2 separate regions of the Homo sapiens genome follow, and region 1 is linked to region 2. The links are chromatin loops, found by intact Hi-C in ENCODE. Cell type or tissue: heart left ventricle. All regions are shown on one strand. Each heading gives the region's core, and the rest is flanking DNA. Links, peaks and the distances in the headings are about the cores only.

The links. Peaks named below come from ENCODE experiments on the same cell type or tissue, not always from the same donor. Only the 100,000 strongest peaks of a DNase experiment are listed, where the experiment ranks them.
Region 1: it touches region 2 in a loop (9-fold over the local background); 11 of 110 quality-filtered maps call a loop at or near these places.

The regions. Positions count from the first base shown.
Region 1 is chr16:72,866,508-72,882,329 of GRCh38, forward strand. All of the region lies in intron 4 of ZFHX3 (zinc finger homeobox 3), which reads right to left. It overlaps LOC124903715 (a long non-coding RNA gene), which reads left to right and starts at 5,831. Exons shown (of 2, transcript XR_007065111.1): 1 at 5,831-6,926; 2 at 8,393-10,133. RefSeq lists enhancers at 10,537-11,736, 11,751-12,252. In heart left ventricle, for the core only: no CTCF peak of the experiment used is centred there; DNase peaks (open chromatin) are centred at 9,934, 12,005 and 12,404; H3K27ac peaks cover 1,783 bases.
Region 2 is chr16:72,932,126-72,947,947 of GRCh38, forward strand. All of the region lies in intron 3 of ZFHX3 (zinc finger homeobox 3), which reads right to left. Among named protein-coding and RNA genes, the nearest start is that of ZFHX3, 110 kb to the right of the region's middle. RefSeq lists enhancers at 4,405-4,699, 6,725-7,019, 14,705-15,822, 14,876-15,822. In heart left ventricle, for the core only: a CTCF peak has its summit at 7,281; a DNase peak (open chromatin) is centred at 6,896; H3K4me3 peaks cover 1,266 bases; H3K27ac peaks cover 1,992 bases.

The DNA.
Region 1 (15,822 bases), core at 5,267-13,266, 63 kb before region 2:
GTAAGAAATCCTCAGGTTATATAACTTGACCAAGGTCACTAAGCTCAGAAAAGCTGGGATCTAAACTCCTATGTGACTTATAAAAGCTTCTGCAACCAGATCTGATCTGAAAGCCCCCAGTCTTCACTGAGTAAGAAAGAAAAAGAAATACAAGAGTTGAGGAGATGGAAAAGGAAATGAGATGGGTGCTGGGTCTAAGTAGAATGTCCAAGGACATTTACAAGCCCCTTTCACTATCCCAGAGGTTCTTCAAAGCCATGGCACCTCTTTGAACATCTTCAGTGTACAGAAGTGACATGAACCAACCCCACAACAACCCCACCCATTCACCATCCACACAGGCACAAACCCACCGACCTGCAGTTCCACCTTAACTGAAGCCAGAGAATGACCTGGAAACAATGGGATAAGCAGGAAATATCCAGATTCCCTAAATTATCATCTCTCTGGAAGTTCTGCAAAATATGAACAGTCATTATCTTGCCTGTATTGCTTTTCTTAATTTGGAGAGGGAACTGTGTAGAAAGTAATTAAGAGTGCACCTCATTGGCATGAATGTTTCCCACCATGGGCTGAACAGAAGATGATGTGGTGGGTCCAGTGTCAAGTCTCACTAAGCCAGCATGAGACTGTCCAGGCGGCATCCTCAACCCCACAGGAAGCTGAGGAAGCTGTCATCTGTGACTCTGCTGGGAAGAAGCTCAGCATTAATTCTACTCCACCAGGTGTCAATAATGTCAGTGTGGCATATTATGTGATTACTCTGAGTGGTTACACAAAATTTAGAAGAAAAAACTGCACTAACAGCATCACTCGCAGAGCAGAACTCTGGAAACGTGCACTTTACGCAATGGAGAAGTGCACTCTGTCTAATCCTGAGCAGGAAGATGAGAACGATTTTATAAGTGTGTCCCCTTCTATCTGGAAGATTGCAAGACACATGGAACGCCTTTCAGAAGACAAAACATACCAAAACATACCAAAATCTAAGACTGTAAGAAGCAACATCGTAATCCCATGCTAACGTTAATACCCTCATGGAGTACGACTACCCATGAGCAAACTCTTCTTCCATTTATTGTTGACACCAGTTTAAACATGTAATCCACATTTATTTTGATTGGATCATCTATTTTTGCTCTTGCAGTCATTTCCTGTCAAGTTTCTAGCCAAGGTGAAAAGTAGCGAACCCCCAGAGTAGACTCTTTGACAGGGGAAAAAAAAAAAAAGAAGAAGAAGAAGGGATGCTGTCTGTGCCCAGGCACTATTTTCTTAAGGTGGCAGCTTTCCTCTTCTAATGATGCCTCTGGTCACTGCACCAACCAGTTGAGTCGGTTTTTCTGGAAAGTTCTCACCAATCACTGAAAAGGGTGTTTGTGGAGGCCAAAAATGGTGACAATATCAAGAGCCGCACAGAGTCTGCCAAGGAACCCACGGGGCTCCGACAAGATGGCGCCCAAGGAAGCATGGAACTAACTGAGCCACTGACGAATGGGATAGATTCTGGACAAAAGTAATGTAAGACATGATCCCTGCCCCAAGATGTTTCCAATTTTAGGGATGAATAGTAAGCAAATACTAAGTAATCAGCCAAACGAGGCTGTCCAATCTTTTTGGAATAACATGAGATACATAAGTAATACATAAATGTAATTGGGTGCAAGGGTCAGTGGTACAGATTCACTGCTATATTCATTTACAAAAGTGGGGAATGAGGGAGGTATGTGTGGTTTTGATGATAACATCATTTTCACCCTCCCTTCTTACCCATTCCTGCCCTTCATCTTATTCTCTCCCACTTGGAGAATCAGCGCCTATCCAAGGCCCAAGCTCACATCCTCAGATCATCCTTACCTGCTCTCTTCCCCATTTCTCCCAGGTGGAACCACCTAAAAACAGCATTAAGTGTCTCACTCTAACCTAGACCCTCTGGCATCCTGCACCTTACATAAGCTTTCCCTCACATTCTTCCATCTTCCACTGGGGAGCCAGTCTTACCCTCTAAAACAAGGAGAGATCAGGTGACTTTGCCAGGTCCCCCAGATCTCAGGGCTCCGCACTCCCTAGAGGGGAAAGTCCTTGCTTCTCCCCCTCCACCCGTTCGCGCTCTATCTTTGGCTACAACTACATCCCATGACCTTTATACACTGGCAGATCTTCAGTTTTCAGGGTCCACATCGACAGGCTTCTTAGGAATCTTCTCCTGTTAGACAGTGAGATTCCTCAGGCACAGAGAGCCTCCTGGTCACCTTCTGCACCTCCACCTTGATTGCTTCTCCAGGCTCAAGGCTCAGTAGCCCTCTGTTCACCTCAGGAGTTGTAAGAAACAACCCTATTGTACATACAGCCTTGGAGATGAAAGCAGGAATAATTACCTCCAGAAAGGAAGAGTGGGTCTTGGCAGGAATTCTAAGAATGGACAGGAGAAAAAGCTGACGATGATTTGACATGAAAGGAAGAAAAATCAGAAGGCTGTATTTCCAAAATCCAAATAACAGAGAAAGGGTGAAAGGTGAAGATGAGACTATGCTTTCTGAGCCATCCCAGGGCAAACATCTGCTTTCTCATTCATTTCCTTCAGATAAGGGAGAGAAGACGGAAAGGAAGGCAGGAAGGACTTCAAATTTTTAACAGTTTTAGTAGAGAAAATGGAAAATTAATCAAATGCTATTACCAGGCCTTACATTTAAAAAATACTGGGGAGACTAGAAACACGAAACAGCAAGCCTGGCCCTGGAGCCTTCACTTTCCCTTCTGTGAGCTCTTGCACAGTTACCAGCCCCTCTGCCATCATCCTTCAAGGACCAGCCAGCCAGAGCCCTCGCCAACCAGAGGCTCAGTTATAGCAGAACACACTGATGAGAGCTAAAGGTGTTTTTTTTTTCTTAAATAAAAGATTTAGAAATAAGTTACAATTTATCATAATACCAACTTTCACATTCTAAGACCCTGTTACCCAGGCTCTGTCCAAGGTAACACATGATCTTCCTTCTTATTCTGTAATAGTTTCTTTGTCCACTTCCCAAAGCCTCCATTCCTCGTTTGACACCATGAGTGATCAGTGACATTTTAGAAAATTCTTCCCAGTCTTTCTAAAGTTCTGGCCTGCTGAATTTCCTGATCATCTAGAAAACCGGGAAGGGGAGTATAGGCTAAAAATAAACCTTAATGACCACCACTTTCATTTGCCAAATATTTCTCCCTATTGATTTTTATTAGCCATTTTTTCAAAACAATCTCATTTAAACAGTTCAATTCCTTATTAAATCATCTCCAAGCATATCCTCACTAGATTCTCATTAATTACAAAGGGAAAAATAGTAACTTCAGAATGGATAACCCCAGAAGGAACCACCATAACTAACTGACCAAAGCTGATGCCCGCAATCAAGAGACAAATCAATATCATGTATCTCATGAAACAATACACGAGAAAGAACACGCTTTCTTTTTTGGCATTTCTACCAAAATACACAGCCTGATTCTAATCATAAGGAAGCATCACATGAACCCAGTTGAAGGATACTTGACAAAACAGCTGACCTACACTCTTCAAATATGTCAAGGTCATAAAAGGGCAAGACAGAGGAACAATGCTAGATTAAAGAATATGGGCCAGGTGAGATGTAATCCCAGCACTTTGGGAGGCCAAAGCGGGCAGATTGCTTGAGCCCAGGAGTTCAAGGCCAGCCTGGGCAATGTGGTGAGACATCATCTCTACAAAAAATACAAAAACTAGCCAGATGTGGTGATGCATGCCTGTAGTCCCAGGTACTCAGGAGGCTGAGGTGGGAGGATCACTTGAGCCCAGGAGGTGGAGGTTGCAGTGAGCCAAGATCTCGCCATTGCACTCCAGCCTGGGTGACAGAGCTACAGAGCTAGACCCTGTCTTTAAAAAAAAAGAAAAAAGAAAAAAAAACGGCTGGGCACGGTGGCTCACGCCTGTAATCCCAGCACTTTGGGAGGCAGAGGCAGACAGATCACGGGGTCAGGAGATCGAGACCATCCTGGCTAACACAGTAAAACCCTGCCTCTACTAAAAATACAAAAAATTAGCCGGGAGTGGTGGCAGTGGTGGCAGGCGCCCTTAGTCCCAGCTACTTGGGAGGCTGAGGCAGGAGAATGGCATGAACCCAGGAGGCGGAGCTTGCAGTGAGCCGAGATCGCACCACTGCACTCCAGCCTGGGCGACAGAGCAAGACTCTGTCTCAAAAAAAAAAAAAAAAAAAGAAAGAACATGAAAGAGGACAGCTAAATATACCTTGTGATCTAAGATATTCTTTTCATACAAAGGATATTATTAGGAAAATTTGAATAAGGACTATAATAACCTAATAGTTTTATAGCAATGTTAGTTCTCTGATTTTGATCATTGTTCTGTGGTTATGTAAAATATCTTTGTTCTTAGGAAATACACACTAACTTATTTTGATGTCAAGGGGCACCATGTGTGAAATTTACTCTGAAATCCTTCCCAAAAAAATGGCAATGTGTATATTTCTATTTATTCTCCGTCTTTATGGAGAGAGTAAGATTATGAATGCGAGAGAGAAGTCAAAAAAGGAAATGTGGTAAAATGCTAATATTTGGGGAATGCAGGTGAGAGAATTTTCTTACTATGTAAAGTACATTACTTTTCTATAAGTCTGAAATTATATCAACATTTTATTTATTTATTTATTTTTGAGATGGAGTTTTGCTCTTGACGCCCAGGTTGGAGTGCAATGGCGCAATCTTGGCTCACTGCAACCTCTGCCTGCCAGGTTCAAGCGATTCTCCTGCCTCTGCCTCCCAAGTAGCTAGGATCACAGGTGCCTGCCACCATGCCCGGCTAATTTTTTTTTTTTTTTTTTGAGACGGAGTCTCACTCTGTTGCCAGGCTGGAGTGCAATGGTGCAATCTTGGCTCACTGCAACCTCTGACTCACTGGTTCAAGCAATTTTCCTGCCTCAGCCTCCCAAGTAGCTGGGATTACAAGCACGCGCCACCACGCCCAGCTAATTTTCATATTTTTAGTAGAGACGGGGTTTCACCACGTTGGCCAGAATGGTCTTGATCTCCTGACCTTATGATCCGCCTGCCTCAGCCTCCCAAAGTGCTGGAATTACAGGTGTGAGCCACCACACCTGGCCTTTTTAAAAATATTTTTAGTAGAGACGGGGTTTCACCATGTTGGCCAGGGTGGTTTTGAACTCCTGACCTCATGTGATCCGCCCGCCTCAGCCTCCCAAAGTGCTAGGATTACAGGTGTGAACCACCAAGCCTGGCCAAAATTTTAAAAATTTTTTAAGGAATTGGCTGGGCGCGGTGGCTCACGCCTGTAATCCCAACACTTTGGGAGGCTGAGGCAGGCAGATCACGAGGTCACGAGATGAAGACCACACTGGCTAACACAGTGAAACCGTGTCTCTACTAAAAATACAGAAAATTAGCCAGGCGTGCTGGTGGGCGCCTGTAGTCCCAGCTACTGGGGAGGCTGAGGCAGGAGAATGGCATGAACCCGGGAGTCGGAGCTTGCAGTTAGCCGAGATCCTGCCACCGCACTTGCACTCCAGCCTGGGCAACAGAGTGAGACTCTGTCTCCAAAAACAAAAAACAAAAAAAAAATTTCAAGGAATTACAAATTGAAATTAAAATAAGATTCCTAACATCCCCAGTCCAATTATATAATTTTGTATTCTTAAGTATTGCAATTATATATATTATGCATATTTCAGATGATATGCAAATTTCATTTACTACTTATTGTTTCCATATTGAGGAAAATGTTCAATGAAAACAGAGCTCCTATCAGCACTTGCAGTTCCCCTCCAATACAAATAGCCCCAAAATCAACATATTATTCCCCTCTTTAAGGCTTTCTTTTTACTCAGAATTCAACATGTGAAAGTACTCTCTAGGTTCTCAATTTGTTTAGGAGATTACGAGAAAAATAGGAGTTTTCAGGTATTTGTGTTTTGCTTTTTTTGAGACAGAGTCTCACTGTGTCATCCAGGCTGGAGCACAGTGGGGTGATCTTGGCTCACTGCAACCTCCGTCTCCCGGGTTCAAGCAATTCTCATGCCTCAGCCTCCGGAGTACCTGAGACTACAGGCACGCGCCACCATGTCTGGCTAATTTTTTGTATTTTTAGTAGAGAAGGGGTTTCACTATGTTGGCCAGGCTCGTCTCAAACTCCTGACCTCAAGTGATCCACCCGCCTCGGCCTCACAAAGTGCTCAGATTAGAGGCATGGGCCACGTGCCTGGCCATGTATTTGTTTTAAATAAATCTATGATATTCACACTCACCTACACGCCTTTCAAAAGATGGTGGGGGGTGGGGGATGGGCAAAACTAGACTTCCGAAAGATGGAAGAAAATGGGATTGCAATTTTTGGCCCTGCCCAAGATCCTCTCTTTAGGCAGAATGGCCTGCTCATTGGCTCCCGACCAGAGTCCTGAACTCCCACAACAGCCTGGGGTCTTCTTCCTCTGTCTCTACTGATTTATCTTTCCAGTTTCAGCCTGACTCTCTCCTTAGAGCTTCCCCACCATTCAGTCCAGGAATTCCTCACCCTCGAAGGCCCAGAGTATTTACTTCCTGTTCCACTCTCTGCTACTCACTACGGATCATCTTGAACCCTGTTAACCTTCAATGGGCGTATTTTTCACATCCTTCCAAAAGATCATAGGCTGGGCTCATTTCTTCTGTTCTTTTTATATTCCCTCACAGCAACCAGTATTTACAACTAACAGATGTTTAATAAACAGCTGCAAAGCTCAACATGCCCTAATGTTTTCAATGCAAGAATGAAGGGGAAAGAATGCCTCTGAATGACTCCAAAAGCATGCTTGGAGAAAATGGCAAATGTTTCTGCTGCACATTTAGAGGCCCCAGAATACAAATTTGCATTTGCACGACTTCCCTTTTCAATGAGAATTCAGGTACGTTCTTTCATTTTATCTTATTAGTATGATGAGATTTGTTCTTGATGAATCCGTACCACCTCAGCTACTCGTCATCATTCCATTATCACTACGTGTTTATAGATTTTCCCTTTTATTACTCATTTTATTTTTTCCATCAAGTATAGTTCATATACGAGGTAGTAATTACCAGGTTTTCTGCTCCTTACACTTCAAGTTCGCCAATTTTTTTCTGATCATAAAAGCCTAAGTGCCTATTGTCAAAAATCTTGAAAACAGAGAAAGTATGAAGACGAAAATTGTCCATAATCAGTGCTGTCTTCATATAGATATTTTAAAGGAAACTGTGACAATTATATGTGTTTTTGGGTCTTGCTACCCACCCCTCAGTCTACGGAGCTTGCTTCCATATCCTTAAATATTAATCAAGAACATTATTCTTAATGGCTACACAGATTTCCACCACATAATCGTAACACAGTTTACTTAATCTTCTTATATTTTAAAAGGCGTATGGCTGATGTTTCTAATTGCCTTCGTAATAAGCATACTTCCTTGCTAACAGAACACTCACTTTATTCAAAGCACAATACCCTCAGCCAAAACCTGTTGTCTGTTGTGCCCGAGGACAGTCATATGATGCAGTCCCAGCCAATGAGATGTAAGATAAAGCAAGTGGGCGGGGCTTTGGAGGAAACTTTTAAACAGGTGGTCTTTCGTGACGCATGCACTCTCACCAGCCTCACTTTCTTGTGCCTGGAGCTCAGATGGAGGATTTTTTGATTTTTTTTTTTTTTTTTTTTTTTTTTTTGAGACAGTCTCACTCTGTCGCTCAGCCTGGAGTGCAGTGGCACAATCTCGGCTCGCTGCAAACTCCGCCTCCCGGGTTCACGCCATTCTCCTGCCTCAGCCTCCCGAGTGGCTGGGACTACAGGCACCCGCCACCACACCAGGCTAATTTTTTGTATTTTTAGTGGAGACGGGGTTTCACGGTGTTAGTCAGGATGCGATCTCCTGACCTCGTGATCTGCCCGCCTCGGCCTCCCAAAGTGCTGAGATTGTAGGCGTGAGCCACCGCGCCTGGCCTGGAGGAGCCATCTTTAGACCATGAGGAGGCAACAAGCGCTTGGTGAGAATGGCTACATGGAAACATAGAAGGAAAGTGGATGTCTGCTGACTCAGTGGAACCTTCACTTCTGCACCTGACTGCCCTCCTCCCAAGGCTGCTTATATAAGGAAAAATGAAACCTCTTTTTTTTTTTGAGACAGGGTCTCGCTGTGTTGCCCAGGGTAGACTCAAACTTCTGGGCTCCCAGTATCCTCCTGCCACGGCCTCCCAAAGTGCTGGCATTGCCGGCGTAAGCCACCACACCATGCCCTCCTAACTCATTAAAGCCACTTTGGAGTGTTTCTGTGATCTATAGCTGAGTGGTGTGAAACAAAAGAATAACCTTTTTTTCCCCCACCTTCTGCTGTCTTCATAGCCTGTGATACAGCTTCAAAAACAAGGACCAAGACCTACACACCACAACTGCTGGGGTCATCCAGTCCAACCTGGGACAGAAGTCCTGGACAGGAGAGGTGTCAGGTCTCTCTTCCTCTGAAAGGGGGCTGCCTAACCTGTTGATGCTGTGCTCCCATCAAGAAGCTCACAGAGAATGATATGGGCCAGTGTTTGTTCCGTTTTAGTGCTCATACAACTCTAGCTGAGATTAACCAAGAAAACTGCCCCTTACTGGCTCAGGGAACTCCCATAGAGAATTCCCATAGGGAACTCCCATAGGGAATTCCAAACTTACAGGCCAGTAAGGTGGCCTGGCCGCTCTTCCACCTGGAACACAGCTCACTGAATACGGCAGATACCTGCAGACTGGGGGCAGAAACTGGGCTCTGGATCCCTTTCCCAGCGGGGAGACCTGGCTTGGTTGTGAGCCCAGCCCTGCAGGGAGGCTGCAGATCCAACACAGCTCCTCTTGGAAGCCCTCTGTGCCAGGAGGCACAGCCCAGATGCCCCGGGAATCCCTGAGGGAAATTTCATAAAACATGTGACTATCTACACAGCCTGCTAGAGGCCAGATCATTGCTCACACGGCTAAGTTGAAGCCTCAGTGCAGTTTCTACTTCATTCAGGGAACTGGAGTTGCAGCTTTCACTAGAAGAGCTGCTTCTCCTTGATGAACAAACCATTCCGCCCATAAAAATGCTGTGGAAAGTACTGTAAACGCTAATGCAGCCAAAAACTTAAAGACTGGTATAGGGTTAACTGAACTGCCACGTTAAGTCAGGTGTAACGAGATGACAATGCTTTAATCCTGCTGCTTAAAGCGATGTCTAAAATGTGCAAGTCAAATTTCAAGCCTTTGTAAGAACATAATGGTAAAGATAATTTCATCATTATCAGGTGATGCAACAACCTGCCCGGTCCCAGGGCTGGAATTCCAAACAGTCACGCCTTTGCAGAGTTTTACAGCCCTGGAAGAGAGGGGAGGCCACAGTGAACACCTGTGATGATAACTCCAGCCCATGCCCCGGTGATTTTTGACAATTGAATTAATGTTGAAATGAGCTTATTTTTCTGTCCTAAAGGGAAAACGAGCCTAAAATCCTGTTAATCTAGCATCCTGGTTACTCAGTTTCACCATAATTTATAGGATAGTTTTTCTATCCAAAAACTAAGGCTATTTTTATCCCAACTTCGCCGCTTCATAAAACACACGTGCATGCATGCAACTTCAGAGGTTTTGGCCTAAAGCAAGTTTTCAAAATAACCGGGTTCAAATATTTCATTGAGATGGTAGGGGTGGAAGAATCTTATAGAAGCAAATTTTACTGTTCTCTGTAAATTCAGACTTCTTCAGCCACAGATGGCTCAGGGATCCAGTCTCGCTTGAGAAACATGATGGAATAAGCCCACAGTCAGAGCTTCTTCTCATTCAGTTTCATGAAAGCTCTGAGCTCCCACAAGTGTCTGCTGGAACTGGACAGGAAGCTTGCAAGATGCTGGCTACGATTCAGCGCAGTCACCGCCTTCCCCAGTCGGCCCACCATCCCCAGCCATCCAACCACTTCCTCCCCACGAGGCATCGCCCGTTGGAAAGTTTTATTAACCAAATGCTTGAGGGTTTCTGTATATTTATATTACCTCCTCTTCTCTCCTGTTCTACCCAGGCATGTTGAAAAAAAAAAAAGTTATGATATACTTTAATAAAAACAAAATTAAAATGATTAAACCTTTCATATCCTTTAGAGATAATCTCTCTTCTCCTGGCTGGTCCAATCTGGAAGAAAACAAATGTGAACCATAGCTTGCTGCTGCTTTTCAATTTTTTTCCCCCCTAAAGAAACAAACAGAAAAAGCCGCCTGTGGCCAGATTTTTAAAATAAATTAAATTTGTCCTCACACACGGCAGCCAGGTGTGGTTGAAACATTCTTTCCAGATATCTATGATATATGCCAACATCCTTCCCTCTGGGGGTCTTTCAACGTGAGCCTGACAATCCCAAGGGGAACAGAGACTTGGCGGGGGAGAAAGGGGGGTGATTCCAAAATAGTTATTGAAAAAGAATCACTATTTCCCAATTAGCCCTGTAATAATGCCTTACAGGAATGACTGGATGCCCTGCCCCTGCACGCCATCTACCAAAACCAAAAAATAGTCTACATTCCTGATTAAAGCAAAGCTCAGAGAAAACAGCCCGGTATGGCACAAATCTCCCCGGTCTTATGTGTTCTGAGGAAGTCTTCAGATCCGCCCAGGGTCTGGGCACAGGTCCGCAGGGAATCAAATGGCTGCAGAATTCGATCAGGCCTGTCTGTCCAAGGCCAGCTAGATATGGAAATCAGAAGTAGGTCATCAGCCCTCAAGAATCGGATAATGACCTCTGGACTCGCAGCGCTGGGGCCACCAAGAGAACAAAGGTGTTAAGGCACTGTGTAGGTTTTTCTGTTGTTGTTGTTGGTGTTGTTGTTACAATATCTAATAGTGAGATCAAATTCTTATTGTGGAAATAAACATCACGGTCTTCTGTATGAAGATGGTCTGCGGAAAGTGACCACGCATCAGAGTGTCCAGCGTAGGAGGAGAATCTCAGTTTGCCTTAGTCATCATAGCACACACCCTGAGCACAGTAAGTTTCTCATTCTTCGTGTCTGGTGTTTATGTTGTAGTAGAGACGACTCGTCCTCAAGTTAAAAGGACAAAAGTCTTTCCTGTGTTTCATACTTGGGCGGTGAGTCACTAGGAAAGGATTTGGTTTTTAGAAAAAAAACTTCTGATCCCTGGGCTAAAACAGAGAGCCCCAAAGAGCTATGTTGATCCCAGACAAGCACGTGCGTGGATTCTTCAAAGTTCAGGTCAACTCAGGCCCCTCCTCCTTGCAGTCAGCCCTGTACTCAAGGTTGCTGGAGACATGGCGCCTCTATTTCCTGCCCAAAGAAGCCCCCTTAACTGGGGGCCACGGGTTGAGTGGTGAAGGAGGCAACTCACACCTGAATTATAGTGGGCTTGTAAACCTGAACAGGGCAAGTCACAACTTTGGGAGGCTGAGGCAGGAGGATCACTTGAGGCCAGGAGTTCAAGAACAGCCCTGACAACATAGTGAGACCCTGTCTACAAATGAAAAAACTAGCCAGGTGTGGTGGTGCATGCCTGTGCTACTTGGAAGACTGAGGCAGGAGGATCACTTGAGCCCAGGAGATGGAGGCTACAGTGAGCCATGATTGTGCCACTGCACTCCAGCCTGTGTAAAGACCCTGTCTCTACAAAAAAAGAAAACAAAAACAAAAACAAAAAAACAAAAAAAACTCACCTACCAAAAGTCCAGCTGACATCTACTACAAAATTCCCATTATTGCCATAAAAACATGTGGGCTGGGTTCAAGGCTGCATAGCAGATGGCCAGGCTACATCCTCATCACACACGCACTTCACTGGTGCCAGTGCCGGTGACAGGCTAGAAGCCACTCCAGTGAGGACCCCTGCCAGGGCCAATCAGATCAGGGCTGCCCTCCCCATGCTGTGGGGCTTCTCAATGCTTCTGAAATGGACTCACACAAGGAAGTCACAAAGGGCTTTGGACATTAGGAAAACCATGCAAACTGTTTCCACTTCTCAGAGCAACCCGAGGCACGCGCTCTGGAGTGTGCAGAGTCACAGATAACTGCTGCTGCTTTGCTCACCGCAGTCTTAGGATTTCTTCATTTCTATCCTGGAGAGAATCCAGCAATGGATCACACTGTTATCTAGACACAAAGAATCCCACCCCTGGGGCAAAGTGCTACTTGTCCCGTGGATGAGTTTGTCAGCCTGCAGCAAGGAGGCCAGACGCAGTGGGAAGAGCACAGCCCTGGGCCCTGGGCCTCTGTACCAAGTCCCTACTCTGCTGCTGTCTACAGCAGCCCTGTCCTCAGGAACCTTCTCCAGGGAAGGAAATGGCTTCTGTCTGCACATCCAATACAGCAGCCACTAGCCACATGGCACTGAGACAGATGGGCCGCTGCAATGGGAACCTAGCGACATGAGACATCCAAGATTGCCAGGAAGGGTCCGAGTTCGCCTCTGCTTTATGCTCGTGCAGGACAGGAACGGCCCTGTGGAGGCTGCCCTCGAGGCTCACATCACAGGCTCAATCTGGGAAAGACCAGCCATGGGAAGCAGGATGTGACTTGCCCTGGAAGCGCAAGTGAAGGACGGGCTCCGAATGAAAGCTACACAAGGTAACAATATACACACTGGGATCTTTATATTATGTCCAGCCTGGAGTATATAACACAGGGTAAGGAAAAACCAAGGAATTAAAAGTCCTTCAGGTACTTCGAGCAACTGAAATCCTTTGGATGGAAGTCCAGTCAATCAGCTGGCCCCCTATTGAATTCTATACCCTAATGGGTCATAGAAAATTGTAAGGCTCTAGGTAGCATCTACCCCAACCAGAGCACAAACACCACACACAAGCCCAGGGAGATCTGCTTAGTCCCTAAAAGCACAGTGGGCAGCAAGGAGGGGTTTCTATTTCTTTTTTTTCTTTTGAGACGGAGTCTCGCTCTGTCGCCCAGGTTGAAGTGCAATGGCGCGGCCTCTGCTCATTGCAACCTCTGCCTCCCAGGTGCAAGTGATTCTCCTGCCTCAGCCTCCCGAGAAGCTGGGATCACAGGCACCCGCCACCATACCTGCCTAATTTTTATATTTTTAGTAGAGGTGGGGTTTCATCATGTTGGCCAGGCTGGTCTCCAATACCTGAGCTCTAGTGATCCGCCCGCCTCGGCCTCCCAAAGTGCTGGATTACAGGTGTGAGCCACCATGCCCAGCTAAGGAGTTTTTATTTCTATAAATCCCTCCAACAGGAGCCTAACACAGGCCAGCCTGCTGGAGCACCTTCAGCAAAGGCAGCTTTTCTCGATGCTAAGACCATCAAATTTCACAGGCACAAGAACCTTCCTCCACGTGGCCGGCTGTCAGTCCTCTTGGTGTTTGCCAGCAAGAAGGTTTCGGTGAGGGCTGTGTGAGAACAGGCAAGGAAAGAGTCATGGTAAAATGGGCTCAGAGGACACAGGGCTCTGACCCCTTTTCCTGTCCTAACAAGTGTCTTTGAGCACTTCCGGCTTCATTTGGAGTCCCCTTCCAGCGAGGTCGCAGTAGTTAATCCCATGCCAAGGCCAGCACTGAGAACCGTGTGCTGCGAGCAGGAAACCAGAGAAGGCCTGGTGGGCGCTGACAGTTCTGTCCGAGGCGACTTCCAGGATCTCCATGACCTCCCTTCATCTCTCCCACCACCTTCTGTCCTACCCTCCTGCCCCACCCAAAGTGACCACAGAAAAGGAAACAAGAAACTGGCTTCAGATATCAGAAAGTCTGGGTAATAGACTGAACTGTGGTCCTCCCAGTGTCCTAGGTTGAAGTCCCAACCTCCAGTACCTGAGGATGTAGCTATGACTGGAGACAGGACTTTTAAGGAGGTGATTAGGTTAACGTGAGGCCTTTAGGGTAGACCCTAATCCAATCTATCTGGTATGTCCTAATCATACAGAGACACACCAGGGGGACTCACAGAGACCAGGCTATATGAGACCAAGGCCTCGGGAGAAGCCAAAACTGCCGGCACCTGGATCTTGAACCTTTAGCGTCCAGAACTGTGAGAAAATACACTTCTTTTGTTTCAGCCAACCAATGGAAACGGGGGGTGAAAAATACACACATTCTTTTTTGACTTTATAATATGACAATTTTTGATAAAATTTTGGGTTGAAACAACAGATGGCCCTGTACCAGGAAAATCACACATTGTCTGATTTTTGATATTCTAATTAGAGCAGAGGTCAAAGATCTTTTAAAAGCAATAAATGGCTCCTTTTATTAACATATACACAAAAGGTCTCAAGATAGTCTTGAGGCATAAAACTATAAAAACCCATTTAACATCCACTCTGAAAAACACATCTTTACAAAGTCCTTTCAAAGTCCCTCAAAACTGCTAATGGAATAAGACATAAGTAGCAAAAAGCAAAATTAAATGCTTATTTGAAGACTGTTCTCCCAAACTGAGAAAAACTGTGAAACAGAGAGAAAGATCAGCAAGAAAAGATGTACCCTATCCAGGCTGGCGGGAACCACACTTCTCTAAAATGCAAGCCAAAAAATATTAAGGAAAATGTAGCCCCAAACCTAGCCTGGGTCTACCAGAAGTCTGAGGAAACCCAGTGAGGAGGAGCTGAGCATGGTCCAACAGAACCTTCTGAACTGCTCTAGAAATCTGTATTGTCTAAGTTAACCATGAGCCCCATGGCACTATTAAGCACTTGAAATCTGGTTAATATGATGCAGAAACTGGATTTAAAATTTTATTTAGCATTAACAGAGAATTTTGAGAAGCTTCCTTGTGGCTCTCAGGAGACCAGAAAGCCCAGGAACCAGGGAGGTATGGGCAGCACTTAGACTGAGGCCACAAAACTTTCCACTGCTCGTCAATGTTTGAAAAAAATAATTTGGAACCATAATTCTTATAATTGGGTCACAGTTTGAAGGGGGTTCCTTAACATCTGTGACTCTGAGAAAAAGCCTTTGAGCTATTTCTGTACGCAGAGAGATAGATGCATGTTCTATTTCCTCCCTGGCCCCTACCAAGGTCGGGAACAAGTTTCATATAGGATGTAAGTAGCCCTAGAAATGGATTCTTTGGACATTCCTAAAGACGGTACAGGTACAAATCATTATTTCTCGAGAAACATCCATTCAGGCAGTGGAGAAAGTGTGAACTCCAGAGGCTAGGATAGGGGATCCATATGGGAGGGGTCTGCACACATGGCAGGAGACAGCAGAGGACGGCTGCCACTTCCTGCTACACTGTCGGCTTTAGGAGGTCTCTCCCCTCCAGTGAAATCCAGGGACAGCACCCCCAAATCCAGGGACAGCACCCCCAACTCCCAGCCCAGCACAAACACCCACTGACTGGCTAGCTATCCATATTCACTTTAGGGTGGAGTTTCAGATTTTCAAGTTTCTTGGATACACCTTTCGAAGGTGACTTGGGATGTTTCGAAATAAAGGTTTCACAGAAAGAACACTTGGTATGACATGATGTCCTGTGGCTCCCTTGGGGGTCCCCATGTCACTGGGCTCTGATGAGCCAACGGGGGTCTCTGGCATACTCACACCCCTAAAAAGAGGACCCCCGCCCAATGCTCACCCCTCAACAAATGCAAACACACCCATATACTGTCTCTCCTAATTCCAGGAACCATCAGCAGGTACCCCTTTTTCCTTTTTTTTTTTTTTTTTTTGCTGTGCCAAAAAAAACCCTCTCTGCAGTGAGTGGCCACAGTATCAATGCTTCTCCCAGTGGGCAGCGTTGGGCACGTGCTGCCACCCACTCATGAAGATAGCATGGAAGACAGCCTGGAGCCCTTGACCAAGAACAA
Region 2 (15,822 bases), core at 2,763-10,762:
TATGCCAGTTTCCAAGCCTACGTTCTAACTTGCATCTAATTTTGGTCACATAAGGGAAATACATGTGTGTTGATGCTTGCAGGAAGTCCTATTTAAAAAGAAACAAACAAATACTGAAACCTCCCAGGTTATGTGGGACAATATGATAAAATTATGTCAGTGAAGGTAACATCATTTCCTTCTCACAACGGATGATGTCTTAGGTACTTCTCAGGGAAGGGGTGGAGCAAGCCATAGCCACAATGCAGCTGGACTTGAATCACTTTCTAATTTTCCTGAGTACTTCACTAGATCACTTTTTGCTCCATTACTTAGGAGAGGAGATGGAGATATCCCTTTGGGAAAAAAAAAAAGTCCTACAAACACACACTTAGTGCTTGAAGGAGACTTAGTGAGGAATCCAAGCTCCACCTCCTTCAGATGAGGCCACTACAGATTGGCCAAGGTTAAATTACTGGCTCAAGGTCATTTCACTAAACATCGGTCATAATCTCTCTTCAGGGAAATTCCATCTCCCTGCTCCGCACCAAAAAAAAAAAAAAAAAAAAAATCCACTGACCTTTCCATTCTCCAAACCAACAGCGTGTCAAGTTCAAAGCTAATTAAAACCAAATTATAAAAATAACGTCAGTTGTGTGGTCTAAGAAGACGATGGGAAATCTAATGCAGAAAAGCAGAGTCCTTAACACCTTTCTGATGCTATATGCAGACTGCGTCTAGGTGCATTTCATGTATTATCTCATTTAAGTCATTCGAGAGTCCTATCAAAGCAAGTCATTCTATTAGCCCATTTTACAGATGATGAACAAACAGGAATTAAGTCCCAGGAGCTGGGATTCAAACCCAGGCAGCCTGACACCAGGCATCTTCTCCCTCCTTAAAACCCCAAGAGCTATCTGGGTTTCCTTTAAGACGCATGGACATCCTATCTTAAATTTTTCTAGTCTGCAGCACCCACTGAGCCCCACTCCACCTGCCACACCAACATGTGCCCGGCATCTCGTGGGCATCCAGACACCTCCTGAATGGTCAGATCCCATTAGATTTCCATGGCCTCTCCCGCAGTAGCTTGAGCGCTCTTAACCAGGTATGTTACTACCTCTAGTGAAATGTATGCCCTCGTCTGCAAAAACAGAAATAACCAATCTGAGCCCTGTCTTCAGAGACACAACAGATCATCATTACTACTCTCCCAGAGGAGTAGGAAGGTGGAGGGGAGGACAGCAGGGATTGAGAAGAGACCTCGAAGCTTCTACACAGTGGAGCCGAGAGAGGAGAGAACATTTCACCATTAGGTTTTAGTATTTTACCCTCACATTGCATTATGAACATCTCCAACCAAGGAGATGAGTTGAAAAAAAAATCATACAGTAGACACTTAAGTATCCACCACCCAGCTGCTGAAATTAATGCTTTGCTGTCTATTTTACAGCCTTCTCTTTATCCTGCTATCAATGTGCCTTACATCTTTTATTCATTCCAAAGTAAACTGCAGAAGCAGTACACTCCACCCCTCCCCCTACTCCAGCATGCACAGCCTCAACTACAGTTTTCTTTTTGTTTATGGGTTTTTATTGTAGTTTTATTATTTTAATAGATCACGTGAGCAGACTTCCTGACTAGCAAAACACTAAAAAGACCCAAACTCCAGTGTGTTGTTATTATGAAATGTTTAGCTCACAACTTTCTTTTTTTTTTTTTTTTTTTTTTTGAGACAGAGTCTCGCTCTGTCGCCCAGGCTGTAGTGCAGTGTCGCGATCTCGGCTCACTGCAAGCTCTGCCTCCCGGGTTCATGCCATTCTCCCACCTCAGCCTCCCGAGTAGCTGGGACTGCAGGTGCCCTCCACCACGCCCAGCTAATTTTTTGTATTTTTAGTAGAGATGGGGTTTCACCGTGTTAGCCAGGATGGCCTCCATCTCCTGACCTGGTGATCCACCTATCTCAGCCTCCCAAAGTGCTAGGATTACAGAGGTTAGCCACCACGCCCGGCCACAGCTTTCTTTTAAAAGTTAGAGTAGGCTAGGCGTGATGGCTCAGCCTGTAATTCCAATACTTTAGGAGGCTGAGGCAGGAGGATCACTTGAGGTCAGGAGTTCGAGACCAGCCTGGCCAACATGGTAAAACCCCGTGTCTGTTAAAAATACAAAAAAAGTTAGCCGGGCCTGGTGGCGGGCGCCTGTAATCCCAGCTACTTGGGAGGCTGAGGCAGGAGAATCACTTGAACCCGGGAGGCGAAGCTTGCACTGAGCTGAGATCACACCATTGCATTCCTGCCTGGGTGACAAGGCGAGACTCTCTCAAAAAAATAAAACAGAGTAGTATCCACAAGTATGTGAGAAGAAGTTCCAGTTATTAAAATTATTTTAGTACCATAGCCACAGGTTCAGTAAGTACAAGAATGAATCTGCCTTTGTCCTCTGTCTAGTTCACCTTTCTATATGATTCTACCCTCTTTAAATCTTGCTCAAACTCCAGCTTGCCCCTCCCTCCCAGAGGTCTTTTTGGATCTAACCAGTTGGGTGTGGCTGCTCCCTCCCTTCACCTTCATAACTCTTGTGTCCGCATTTGACGGCTCTTACTGAATGATCAATTCCTCTTTGTATTACGTATCACAGTAATACAGTTTCTTAAACTGTGGATCATGACCCATTAGTGCAGTGGTTCTCAAACTGCAGCCGCACATCAGAATCCGACAGTAAATGAAACCACAACCTCTGGGGGTCAAGCCAGGCAGGCGTAGTTTTTTAAAGGCCCCTGGGCTAAGAGTCGCTGGATTACGAAATCAGGATCATGTCAGGGGATCATGAAATCCATGCTGTGAGTACAACCAGCATTTGTAAAACAAAACAGAATTGAATGTAATAGAAAGCATCAGAATGTAGCACCTGCAGTAAGGATAAAATCATTCTGCACAATTTCTGTTTTAGTCAAATATACAGAATATCTAGCTATATGTATGTGCTGGGTCACTCATGTAAAATGCATTTCTTTTTAGATTATCGTCAACAAAGTTTAAAAGTCACTGCCCTAAAGAAGCAAGGACGTTATCCTGCGCATAGCGGGTGCTCAAGGACGTGTGGCTTGTACATGGGACAGGAGGAGAGAAGCAGGTCAGAGCTTCTCTCACTGGGAATATGTTCTGCCACCAAAAATGTGGTTCTCAGGGCGGGGGACAATCAGATATGGGACTAAGTAAGCATCATTCAGACAAAGACGCTCGCCCAAGGATAAGGGAACGAAAGCAGGAGAGGAGCCTCTAGGGAAACTGAGGGAGGAGGCGACTCGGGGCTGCCCCTAATCTTTAAATTTCTATGTTTAAGATTCCGTCTTTTGGCCGGGTGCGGTAGCTCACACCTGTAATCCCAGCATTTTGGGAGGCAGAGGCAGGCGGATCGCCCGAGGTCAGGAGTTCGAGACCAGACTGGGCAACTTGGTGAAACCCCATCACTACTAAAAATACAAACATTAGCTGGGCATGGTGGCATGTGCCTGTAGTCCCAGCTACTCGGAAGGCTGAGAATCGCTTGAACTCGGGAGGGGGGGGTTGCAGTGAGCTGAGATCACGCCACTGCACTCCAGCCTGGGCGACAGAGTGACACTCTGTCTTAAAAAAAAAAAAAAAATCCATCTTTTGCCATCAAATCATCAGGCGACACTTGCTGATAGTCTACCTAATATCCCCAAGACCCTGGGAAGGCTACAAAGTTGGGTGAGAATAAACAGATCCCACCGGTAAGGATCTTACAACTAAGCAGAGAAGAAAGACCACTAAAAATATGGTCTATCATAAGAATGGGAAAGGAACAAGGCATTTTGATGAGAGTGCTGGGGAGAAAGAGCAGTGATTTTAGTTGGCAGAATTTGGGCGGACAGAGCCGAAACTCACGGGTGGCCAGCAGCACGTGGGAATTTTCAAAGTAATTTGACACCAGCTGCATGATCTTGCCAGGGCTGTGTCTCAGGGGTCAGTACAGGAACAGAGCTGTGTGTGAAGCTGATGGTAAATGACCTGGGCTGCAGAAGCTCTGCAATGACCTGGTCCACACAAGCCATCCACTTTACACCAACATATGCCTTAGGGCTCTACCTTATGAAATGCCAAGTGTGCGCATGAGGCTGTTGTACCTGTTCTAGCACAGGGCAGAAGCACGGCATGCTCTGCTGGTACCCTATGGTTCAATATTTATTGAGCTGGTGTCACACACTGTTCTAAGCATTAGGGACAGAGCTGTTAATGGGGCAACGTAGGTCTCTGCTGTCTTGGCAGACAACTAAATTAATGAACAGACAAGAAAAATAAATATAATCACTGTCAATGCAGAGAAGTTATCTTGAGTGAAGTGATGGTGTAGCTCCTTGAGACTGGGTTGTCAGGGAAAGCCTCTTTGACGACCAGATATTGAATGAGAGCTGAATGTCAAGGTCAAGGAGGTACATACACTCAGTAGAACAGCAAGTGCAAAGGCCCTGTGGCAGGCGCCAGCTTAGCATGTTGAATGAACAGAGAAGGCTGCTGTGGCTGCAGTGTAGGGGGCAAAGGGGAGAGGGTTGTAAAATGAGGTCAGCATGGTGGGAGGAGTTCAGATCACAAAGGAGCTTGTAAGCCACAGTACAAAGGTGAGCTTTTATCTTAAGTGAGGTGGAAAGCCTTTGTGGGGTCTTTGCAAGAGAGTGATATGACCTGATTTTCCTCTTCGTAAAATCCCTGTATGGAGAGGGGATTGTAAAGGGCAAGAGTAGAGGCGGGGGAGAGTTGAAATACAGAGAGACGATGGGGGCTGGCCTGGGAGGGTGGTGGTGCAAATGTATTTTTGAAGGAAGCACCCACAGAACTTGCTGATGGTTTGGCTGTAGGGGAGCAAAAGACAAGGAGCCCCACAGATAGTTCCCAGCTTTTTGGGTTAAGCAAATGATATGCTGGAGGTGGCCCTAACCGAGATGGGGGAGCCCATAAGCATTTGGGGGTTCTGGTCACAGAGTCCTTTCTGCACCATGCTAAGCCTGCGGAGTTCATTCTCAGACATTCGAATGCAAATGCCAGGTGGGGAGCTGGATACAGGAAGAGGCCTAGGCTAGGGACAGATTCAGATGTCATCAGAAAGTAGATGGGGTTTAAAACCACTGGACTGAATGAGATACTTAGGGAGAGTTACAGACAGAAAAAAGAAGGGGCTCTGGGACAAGCCTGGGGGCATAATAACACTCATCGTGAAGTCACAGAAGAGAAGCCAACAGAGATAGACAAAGGGCAAGAGTGGCAAAGGCGGCTGAAAGGTCCGGCGAATTAGGACACAGCCGACAGAGTCAGCAACACAGAAACCACTGGCGACCTGTCCTACTAGTGGTGAAAAGTGTCACTTCTGGATCCAGCAACTGGGAGGGGACATGGTGAGTCAACTCCCAGAGTGGGCATGATTCAGAGTGAGGGGTTGCTGGGCAATGCGGCCTTGGGCCTTGGGTGCCAGCCCCCATGGAGGACCAGGTGACTTCCATGAGTACAGGCTGCCAGCTTCAGGGCCACCGCCATGCTACACCCCGCAGCTGCTCCCACGCCACCTGCAGAAGGCAGTACCTTTCCATCCTCTCTGTTCCACTTCTACCACTGCAGAGGGAAGGAAGGAAAACACCATCTCCTCTCACTTCCTGACCTTCCTCCTCTGCCTCCAAGAGCCTTTTTTTGGTTTGTTTGTCCTATGCACGACTTTTTCAGTTTTCCAACAATCACTGGTGTCCTATACTTCTTAACCCTCCACTTGTAAAACAACACCTTTCAGACACTCCTCAGCTACTTTTCTTGCAAAGAAACTTGCTGTCAGTAAAGACAAGAGAGTAAATGGAGAGAAACGGATAACCACCTGCTGATGTCTACTTGTGCTGCATTCTTGAGAAACTCACAAAACTGAAGGCAATCCAGGTCCTCAAGAGGTTTACGAACCAGTTGGTGAAACCACCTAGCACATGACGCAGAGACCAGCGTGGTGCCAAACAGTGTGACACCCGTGTGGGGCAGAGATGCCGTGTGTGGGTACAGCAGCTGGAGAGACAGTTCTGGAAAACCAGGGATATGTCACTAGAGCATAAAAGATGGACAGGAAATATGCTCTTCCTTAAAGTCTGATTAAAAAATAAAAGATACTTTCCAACAGGGCCCCGTGCCCATCTCAGCAACGCAGGGCGTGTGTAACCAAATCACACAGAAATGAGCACTTAAAATGACATCTGTTGGATTAATTAGCTGTGTAATTAGTCTCCCCTCAGCGGAGCTGGGCTTTGTGGCTGTTGTCTGAAATCTCCCCAGGTGACTTGATTCCAAATGCCACACTCCAAGAGGAAGAAAGCACAGGCCAGGAAAAGAAGACAGGCGTCCGAATGTGTTTGCGGGAGGCAGCGGGAAGGGAGAGGGAGTTTCTGGAGAATTTGGTGGGTCCCTCGGGAAGCTAGCTAGAACATCAGGGAGGAATAGCCATCCACAGAGGTGTCACTCGAGAACTCACCACCTCAGAGCAAATCGGCACGCCCCCAAGGCATGAGTTTTGGATAACCCCAAAGCACTAAACACTCAGAGACATGAATTAGGGCGGCAAGACCCTGGAGGTGAAGAGAGCCGAGTATGGATTCCGAGTTGGACACAAAGAGACGGGACAGAGGTCAGAGCTCTTGTCCCTGGAGGAGTTGTTTGGTCTTCCTCCGCTGACAGCTGCAGCCATCACTAATGTGAACCCAGTCTGGGCAAAAAAAAATTAATAATGAAAATGGTCAGAGCCTAATCTGAGAACCAGAAAGTGAACAACCACGCACAAACAGAAGTCTCCAGCCAAATCACTCCCCACAGTGCTTCCTCAAGCACAGCTGGCTTCGGAGTCACACTTGCTGACTCATGTCTAGGACACATAGCCCTGGGACCCGCGCCACTTGGCCTGGCTCACTAGAGGAGCCGAGGAATATTCCCCATGCTTCTCTATCTATAATTATTTTAGAAAACAAGAGACATGGCGGTAGAGGGGAAGTATAGAAGACAAAGGCACAGGAGCTATGGGAGGACCACAGTGAAAACCATCTTGGAGCAGGGGACTCCTCAGCTGGGGACGAGCCAGTGGGGTTACCTTTGATCTCCCCCACCCCCATCTCGAGGCACAGAGTACCCTCCACAGAGCAAAAACATCCGATGCTGCTCAGAGAACCTTCCTGGGCCTGCGACAATGAGCAGTTCGTAAAGAATCTGGAACATGAAACATTCAAATCAAACAAGCCCTGTTCGAAACCAGCAAGACATGTTCTAAAGCTAGATGGAGCCACTCTGCTAAGACACTCCCTGCCATAAACACAATCGGAGCTCCTCCCAGATCTTCAGTAGCGCCAACAGGCATCTGCAGGACCACTGCAGTGACACAGACTCGCTCCCAAGGGCAAAAGGGGTCTGGGAGCAAACACCAAACCCCGACATTATCATTCTCATTGTCCCGAAGGCCCATAGATACAGGCTGGGTGCAGTGGCTCAGGCCTGTAATCCCAGCACTTTGGGAGGCCCAAGTGGGCGGATCACTTGAGGTCAGGAGTTCGAGACCAGCCTGGCCAACACGGTGAAACCCTGTCTCTACTAAAAACACAAAAATTAGCCGGGTATGGTGGCAGGCGCCTGTAATCCCAGCTACTTGGGAGGCTGAGGCAGGAGAATCACTTGAACCCGGGAGGCAGAGGTTGTGTGCAGTGCTGTGATCATGGCTCACTGCAGCCTTGACCTCCTCGGCTCAAGCAATCCTCCCACCGCAGCCCTCTCATGTAGCTGGGACTATAAGCACCACCACACCCTGATAATTTTTTTATTTTTTGTAGAGATGAGGTCTGGCTATGTTGCCCAGGCTGGTCTTGAACTCTCAGGCTCAGCTGATCCTCCCACCTCAGTCCCCACTGCAGCTAGGACCAGAGGTGTGTGCCGCCACACCTGGCTAATTTTTTAAATTTTTTTATAGAGACAGGGTCTGTTTATGTTGCCCAGGCTGGTCTTGAACTCCCGGGCTCAAGTGGTTCTCCTGCCTCAGCCTCCCTGTGTTGAGTTTACAGGTGTGAGCCATGGCCCCAAACAAGTTTTTTAGTAACACATTACACATTCGTGAGCCTGAGTCTGTACAAAATCCTACTTCAATGGCCAGCACAAAATCAGTACTCCACAAATGTTGTTGACCCAGGGAACGAAGACCCCTTCCCAGTGATTTCAGTCTCCCAGAAGCTGCACAGGGAAATCTGGGAAATCCTGTGCCTCTTGGGTCCTGAGGGCTGGGGTCTGAACCCATGGGAGGAGAAGAAGTCAGGGTAGCCAATGCAAGGATGCCTTCCACCCAGAACCCAGACTTCTGTCTCATTCTGAGGGGCAGCAGGAAGACACGGATGCCCCGGTGTGACACGTGCCACCAAGAAAACTCCACAGAGGTCAGCTCAGAAGGGGTTAGAAAGGTCCAGTCATCCTCCAGGAAGAGCATACTGCCAGCGACAGAAGACAGGAAGAGAGACTCAAAAGGAACAGCAGGTGGGTGTAAACCCCTTCAGCAACCCCAGTGCACAGGCCGGCCCTGCCAAGGCAATGTGGGTATCACTGTTGACCTAAGAGACTGGCTATGCTTTGGAGGCTCTCATCCTGAGTCCGGGAACATGCTCCACTCATTAACAGGTTACAAACCAAACACTATCAGTAGATAAACATTTCTAACCTTCTAACTAGTTTGCCTTTTACAGAACCAGGAGGGGGACCCTAGAGAACATCTCCTAATCATTCTTGATGATTAGTCCCAATTTAAACCTACTCTCTGCATTCCCTATTAGCGACCTATACACCATAGGCACACAGGGTCTCCCACGCACTGTGAGCAATGCTCACGTGCTGTGAATTTTCATGGTCTACATATAAGTAACCAGTGCAGGAGGAGACCAAGAAGGCCTGGAGTGAACCAGGGGCAGCTTCAACATCTGGCCAAGTTGCTGGTGACCGAACCAGGCCTCCTGATGTCCACTGTGTGACGCAAAGGCATTTCAATAAAAGGGACTCATGAAAAAAATGACTGAAAAGTAAGTTTGAACAAACAGCTCTAGAGAAAATTTCAGATTTCTTTATAGGAAAGCATTTTACTTAACACACAAAATGTGAATATTGGATAGGACACTTTTCTATAAATAACAAAAACTGGATATCATCATTAGAGGCATTTGTAAATTTCTTTTGTTGGGAACCACTGGAAGAAAACGGGTTTCACAAACAAGGAAGCCACATAGCTCTCTTTACACTTCTATAGAGCCTGCTGGCAGGTCATTATGAACAAATTTCTAGGCTATCCAGAGGTAGAGCTGCTAAACAAAACACGGGATGCCCAGTTAAATGTGAATTTCAGGTAAGTGTAAGTATAATTTATGAGATACACTTACACAAAACATCATTGTTGCTTATCTGAAATTTACGTTTGGAGGCCAAGGTAGGAGGACCACTTGAGCCCAGGAGTTTGAGACCAGCCTGGGCAACATAGTGAGACCCTGTTTCTATTTTTTTTTAATGTCATATAAATTTCTTTTTATACAAAGAAAAAGAATGAAATTCACATCACTGAGAATTCCACAGTTTTCTTTGCTGTATTTGCCAACACCATCCCAAGTCACCACCCTAATGTTGCTAGTTTCTACAGTCGCCAGTATTTCTATGAGTGACAGATTTTCTGCCATTAGAAAATTTTAACTTTCATTCTACATCCCGGCTGCTGTAAGTGCTAAAAATCAATTTCTGTTAAGTATTAAATATATACTTACTCAATACTACCGAAATGGTTTTCATAGTAACAGCCTTTCCCACCCTACACTTACTAGTATTTACAGTTTCAACTGATGTGTAAAACAGAATAAAGTACATGGTTCAGGTGGATCATATAATTATTTAAAAACTCTTGCCTTTTCCTGACTATGTTCCTGACAATGCCTAATTGTTCCCTTATGATTTCCCTTTCAAAACAAAAAAACCAGAAACACCTGTTGGGACTAGACGTATTCAAATCTGCCCTTTGAGTCCAAGTCCTCAGCAAGTTGAAAGAATTCAACATTGAGTTCACACCTTTGCCCCATTATGTGGCACCTGCCATATTGGCTTTCCTGCCAGAGTGTGTTTACCTAAAACAACCGTAACACAACGCATTATCCTGGAATGCAGAAGCAACGGAATATTTGCACAAAATTCTCCTAAGGGTTACAGACCACCCCTAAGACGGCAGATGTCATTTATGCGAAGAATTCCACGGTGTGACTTATTCCTCTGGATGGGTGGGGGGTAGGTGAAGGTACTGGAAGTTTGAGGTTTCTCTCTCATAAGAAGGTCCAGGGCTTTCTAAATAGAGAATCGGGGGGATTCGTAAATATTTTGACAAAGTGGTAGCTATTAGACTTTCTGAAATTAGACCTCCTTGCTGCTCAGCCTAAGTCAGGGGCCATGGTATACCTTTGGAATCCAAAAGGAGACTTGTAACCAGTACCTGAAAACAGTTTATACTGGAAATATGTCGACAGAGTCATGAAATTTATATGCTATTTACGTAAGAACTTCAGGAAAGGGAATTTCCATGGCTTTCAGAATTTGTTCCTGACCCCTTTTTTAAGATAAATGGTGAGATCCACAGTCTCCATTAAGGTGCCCTAAAAACCCAGCTCCTCTTTGCAGACTCTGTTTCTTCTGGAAACTCTCTCATCCTGGAGAGTTCAATGAAGGCAAACTAATCTAAGAAATTTTCTTTTGGGGAACATGCCAGAGAGAAATAGGAAAAGGTGAGAGGAAGGCGTTTGGTCCACAGACTCCAAATGCCAGGAAAGAGAGCCAGGCCTTTCCATCCCTTCTTCTTGTTCCCCAGTGTCTCCGAAGACAGTATTCCGTAAATATGTTCTGATTTACCTAAATCTGTGGATCATTCACAAGAGGTTCTGCAAGACGTAAGAGAATGGAGAATGAGAAACAGCTTTTCACACCAGCTAGGAAAGGCTGGTTATTTAAGCAATCGTTGTACAGCTAGCCATTGAATTTGAAGGAAAATAAAGAGTCCTAAATCACACTGCATAGTCTTACAACTATACAAAAAATATATTCCTGAAAAGTCACAAATAGGGCCAGGCGTGGGGGCTCACACCTGTAATCTCGGCACTCTAGGAGGCCAAGGTGGGTGGATCACCCAAGTTCAGGAGTTTGAGACCAGCCTGGCCACCATGGCAAAACCCCATCTCTACTAAAAGTACAAAAATTAGCGGGTGTGGTAGTGGGCACCTGTAATTCCAGCTACTCAGGAGGGTGAGGCATGAGAATCACTTGAACCCAGAGGCGGAGGTTGCAATGAGCTGAGATCACGCCACTGCACTCCAGCCTGGGTGACAGAGTGAGACCCAGTCTCAAAAAAACAGAAAACAAAAACAAAAAACTGCATGACAAAAAATGTTCCCCCATCTACATTAGAACAATGAAAAGGGACTTACTTTAGAACAATGTTGTCAATCTGACAATGAAAATGGAAAAACAACAACACGGTGTTGGTCACTGTGTGGGAGTCTGGCCGTCACTTACTGGGGAAGGATGACATGGCCACCTGCTTTCTGAAAGGCCACTGGGAAGTGCTGCATCTACTGGCATTAGGTCCTGGGACCCAACAACCCCACTTCATGGTGTGTGTAGAGAATCATGTTCCTAGCTCATTATCTGCAGTATCCAAACCCTGCACATAACCTCAAGGTACATCAAAAAGGAGCTGGTTAATAAAGGAAATACTATGTCGACATTAAAAAGAGTATCTACATGTACTGACCTAAAATGATTTTCATAAAAAGTATCTATATGTACTGACCTAAAAGTATCTATATCTACTGACCTAAAAGATTTTCCTGAATAAAACAAACTGACACTTTGGGAGGCCGAGGTGGGTGGATCGTGCTTGAGCCCAGGGGTTCAAGACCAGCCTAGGCAAAATGTCGAAATCCTGTCTCTATGAAGAATACAAAAAATTAGCTGGGTGTGGTGGTGTGCACCTGTGGTCCCAGCAACTTGGGAGGCTGAGGTGGGAGAATCACTTGAGCCTGGGAGGCAGACGTTGCAGCCAGCCGAGATCACGCCACTGCACTCCCATGTGAGCGACAGAGTGAGACCCTGTCTCAAAAAACAAAATAAAGCAAAATTGAAACCACAGCATGTGTCTATAAAGATTTTTAAAAATGAACAGTATGTGTGTGTGTACAGATACATACACACATGCATTTTCATCTACAGAAGCACAGAAAAGAGCACAAAATATCAACTACATGTAACAGTGGGTTTGCCTCTGGACAGTAAAGTCAGAAAGTAGACAAAAGACATCCACTTTAAAAATCATTGGAAAATACTTAAAGATGTAAAAAAGGTCTCAGGTATTACACAACGTCATTCCAATTTTGTAAAATTCCTATGTTACATGCAAAAATAAAAATCCATCACATGGTAGGATTAACCAGATATATTTACTTTCTTTTTTATTCCTGGATTTTTCCAAATTTTTTTACAGTGAACATGCATTACTCATATTACTTTAACTGTAAAAAATAGGGAATCCACATTTTATTACTAGCTTACACTTGAGGTAAACATGGAATGCTAACCTTTTAAGAAATAATTAAGAATACAATACTATTCTAAAAGGGTCTGGTCAGTTCTTTACTATCCACAAAAAGGACTCAGAAAAGAGAGAGAGAAAAAAAACACTAAAAGCATTTAGAAAAAAGAGAATAAAAGTGCTATGGTTAATGGTTGCAAAACTGGTTTTTCAACAGGTGGTTTTTAAGTACTAAACTTTTTTTTTTCAATAGGCACAACTAATAAGATTTCAGTTCCATTATGTGGTGTCTAAAGAGTGGAGTGAAAAGATATCACTGACCTGATCTTCTTGACATGAGGGTGTGTAAAATGCTCTAACCAGAGTGACCCACACAAAGCTTGTGCCTAAAGCCATCGGCTGAGAGTGTGAAATACAACCTATTGGACGAATGTGGATGAAGATAGGTGGGAAGCTTCTGGAAGGAGGAAAGAACAAGGGACCTCCCAGCAAGGTACCCAGCTTTCATGCCGCACACCACTGGTGAATCATGAGCCATACGTTCCCACAGCAGTGATGGATGAACTTGGTCCTAGCACAAGCCCTGCCCCCCAAACTATTTGGTCTTTCCATCTCCTGGAGTCCTCTTGAAGTTAACTGGTGGCCACAAGAGCTGTCAGAGTCAGCCCAGGCTCTCAGTAAGAACCCATCAGGCCCACGTGCAGCCTCCCAGCCCAGCTGCAGAGACCCACGTCCCACCAGCACCAACCATCAAGCCACGGAAATGAACCGCAGGCCTCCAGCTGCTCCAGGAGAAGGAGGGCATGCAGGCGAAATCTGCTAAAATTCACCAAAACATCTGGCCTTGCACACCTTCTAAATCACCTGCAGGAAAACATTCCTTTCCTTTCATTTTTTGGTTGAAGGCATCAAGGTAGGGAGAGAAGGTGGCAGAAGTATGTACTTAAAACAAACAAAAAAAATAGTCTAATAATGAGAAAACAAGGTTTGAGGCAACTGGCTCCAGAATCCCGACGCAAACCATATGACACTTTCACCGGAGCTTCAAACACACAGCCAAGCTGGGAAGGCAGGACGGGAGGGAGGAAGGGGACGGTCCCCAAAGGATGTATGCTTTTTGCTCTCAGTGCAAGACAAAGGCCTCCAGGCACCACCTACGGACGTAAAATGTGTAGCTATCTTCCTAAGACCCCCACTTCCCCCCAGCACACCCACAGAGGAGCACCAAGAATGCAGATTTCAAACCAGATCATTGTCTGACTTCACCTACATTTTCTGATTTGCCCGTCTACCATACGATGATTTTATAGCCCTGCTGGGAGTGTGAATCCCAATGAGTTTCTTATGCATCAGGGAAAGAACTGAAAAGATGGGTTCTAAAGCAATGCAAAGTCTGATGGAAGTTTTCTTACATTCTTCCGTACTGCACAATCCTCCTAGAATGGCAGGAGCAGACATCCTCTATGTGGAGAATCTGGCCATGTGCATGAATCAATACCACACTCTGCCTCCTACCTCAGGCCAAGCAGAGTTGGCTTGGACACTGGCTTCTCCTCTCCTGTGTGCCCTGTTGGCCCACAGCAGCTCACATGTGGCCCAGACTCAACACCGTGGTAGACAACCCTCCTTGTACAGTATTTAAGATTAACAGGTAACCTTCAGTCTTGGTCCAATCAAAGGAACCCCAGCTAGAAACCGTTTTGAGTAACAGATTCTGGTAGGGTCTTAATCTATCTGCTAAAGTTGACAGATTTCCACTCCAATGACTCTCAGGTGAAGAAAAACATCAAAGTGAAAAACAGATTCTGGGAGATGGTGGGAGTGTGCACTGATTTCCAACTGCCCTTTCTGTGCCCCGCCCCCTCCGGGTAGAAAGCAGCACACATTTCAGAGAGCTCACCATGGACGTCACTTGGCTGGGAATGCAAGATAAACGTGGAAGAGCTGGTGCCAGCTCTGAACCCACACGCCTCAGACGCAGGCTGTACACTAGCCGTGGGAGAGGGCAGAGGGCAAGCATGTGTCAGTGACAGCCGCTCTCCTAGTTCTGAGGATCAAGGGCACCCACATCTCTACGGGTGGAGAAGATTGAGAGTGGGGCCAGGGTGTAGTCCTCTGAGAAAGGAGTGATACATTTACATGTGAAAGCAGAAGGATGAGGAATTAAGGACCCCGGAGCTCAGTCCCAGTTGAGAGACAAGTGCCTTCTGCATTTTTCCATGCTGGCTCAGATGTGACACTAAGGACAGAAAGAGCCCAGTTCCCAAGCTTCACTGGAGCCTCTGGGCTTCTTGCTATGTCAGCCAATCACGGGGATCCCAAGACGGTAAATGTTAGGACGTGGACATGTGAGCATTAGGGGCTAGGCCAGAGCCGGCCACTGTTTCAACCCAAAAGATCCCAAGGATTTCAATCAGGAGCACTTTGCAGAAGTAACCTGAGGCCCAGAGACAAGGTAAGGGGGCTTCCCCCGGATGCCTCGGGCCCTGCGGCATTCCCCTACTCCACTCTACTTCCAGGAGGTGCAAAAGAAAAACAGGTTGAACCTAATCCTGATTTAAACATTAGTATCACACAAAAATCAAAACGACACCATTCCAGGCAACGAAGACAATATCATCAGGTTTTGTAGATTAGCACAACCCTCTCTCATTTCTGGATTAAAAATTATCTCACGCTTTCAGAAAGTTCACTCTTACAGCAATCTACGCACTAGCATGCGTGACAGCAAGGGCAGTGACTCCGGCCCAGGGTGAGGTCAGATGACACACCGAAAGCCATGCCACTGCTTGAATCTCCTGAGAATGCAGCTCTGTCTCCTCCAACATGAAAAAGGAACAGGAGGAGAATAAAAGCCTCGGCTGAAAGAGAGGTCTGGGAGGGCCACCGGGAAGCCACATACATCACTGCCACTTCACTAGGTGCCGCGGAGAGCAGCTTTGGAGAGCCGCCCTGGCTGATCATGAATAATTTGCCAGGGAACCGGGACAGGGTGGGGTGGGGAAGGGGTGAGGAAGGAGGGTTGTGTGTGAGAAGCCCGGTCAGCTCCCCGGGTCAGCTGCATCTGGAGCGGTTTCTCTAGCAGACAGTAAAGAACTCGATTACATCCAGTTAACTGTGCTCTAAACTGATTATGCATGTGCCGGGCTAATGGATTACATTAGCAAGAGGAAAAATAACATGCAATCAATCTCCATTTACTACAGGCCACACCAGGGCCTAGAGAAAAAG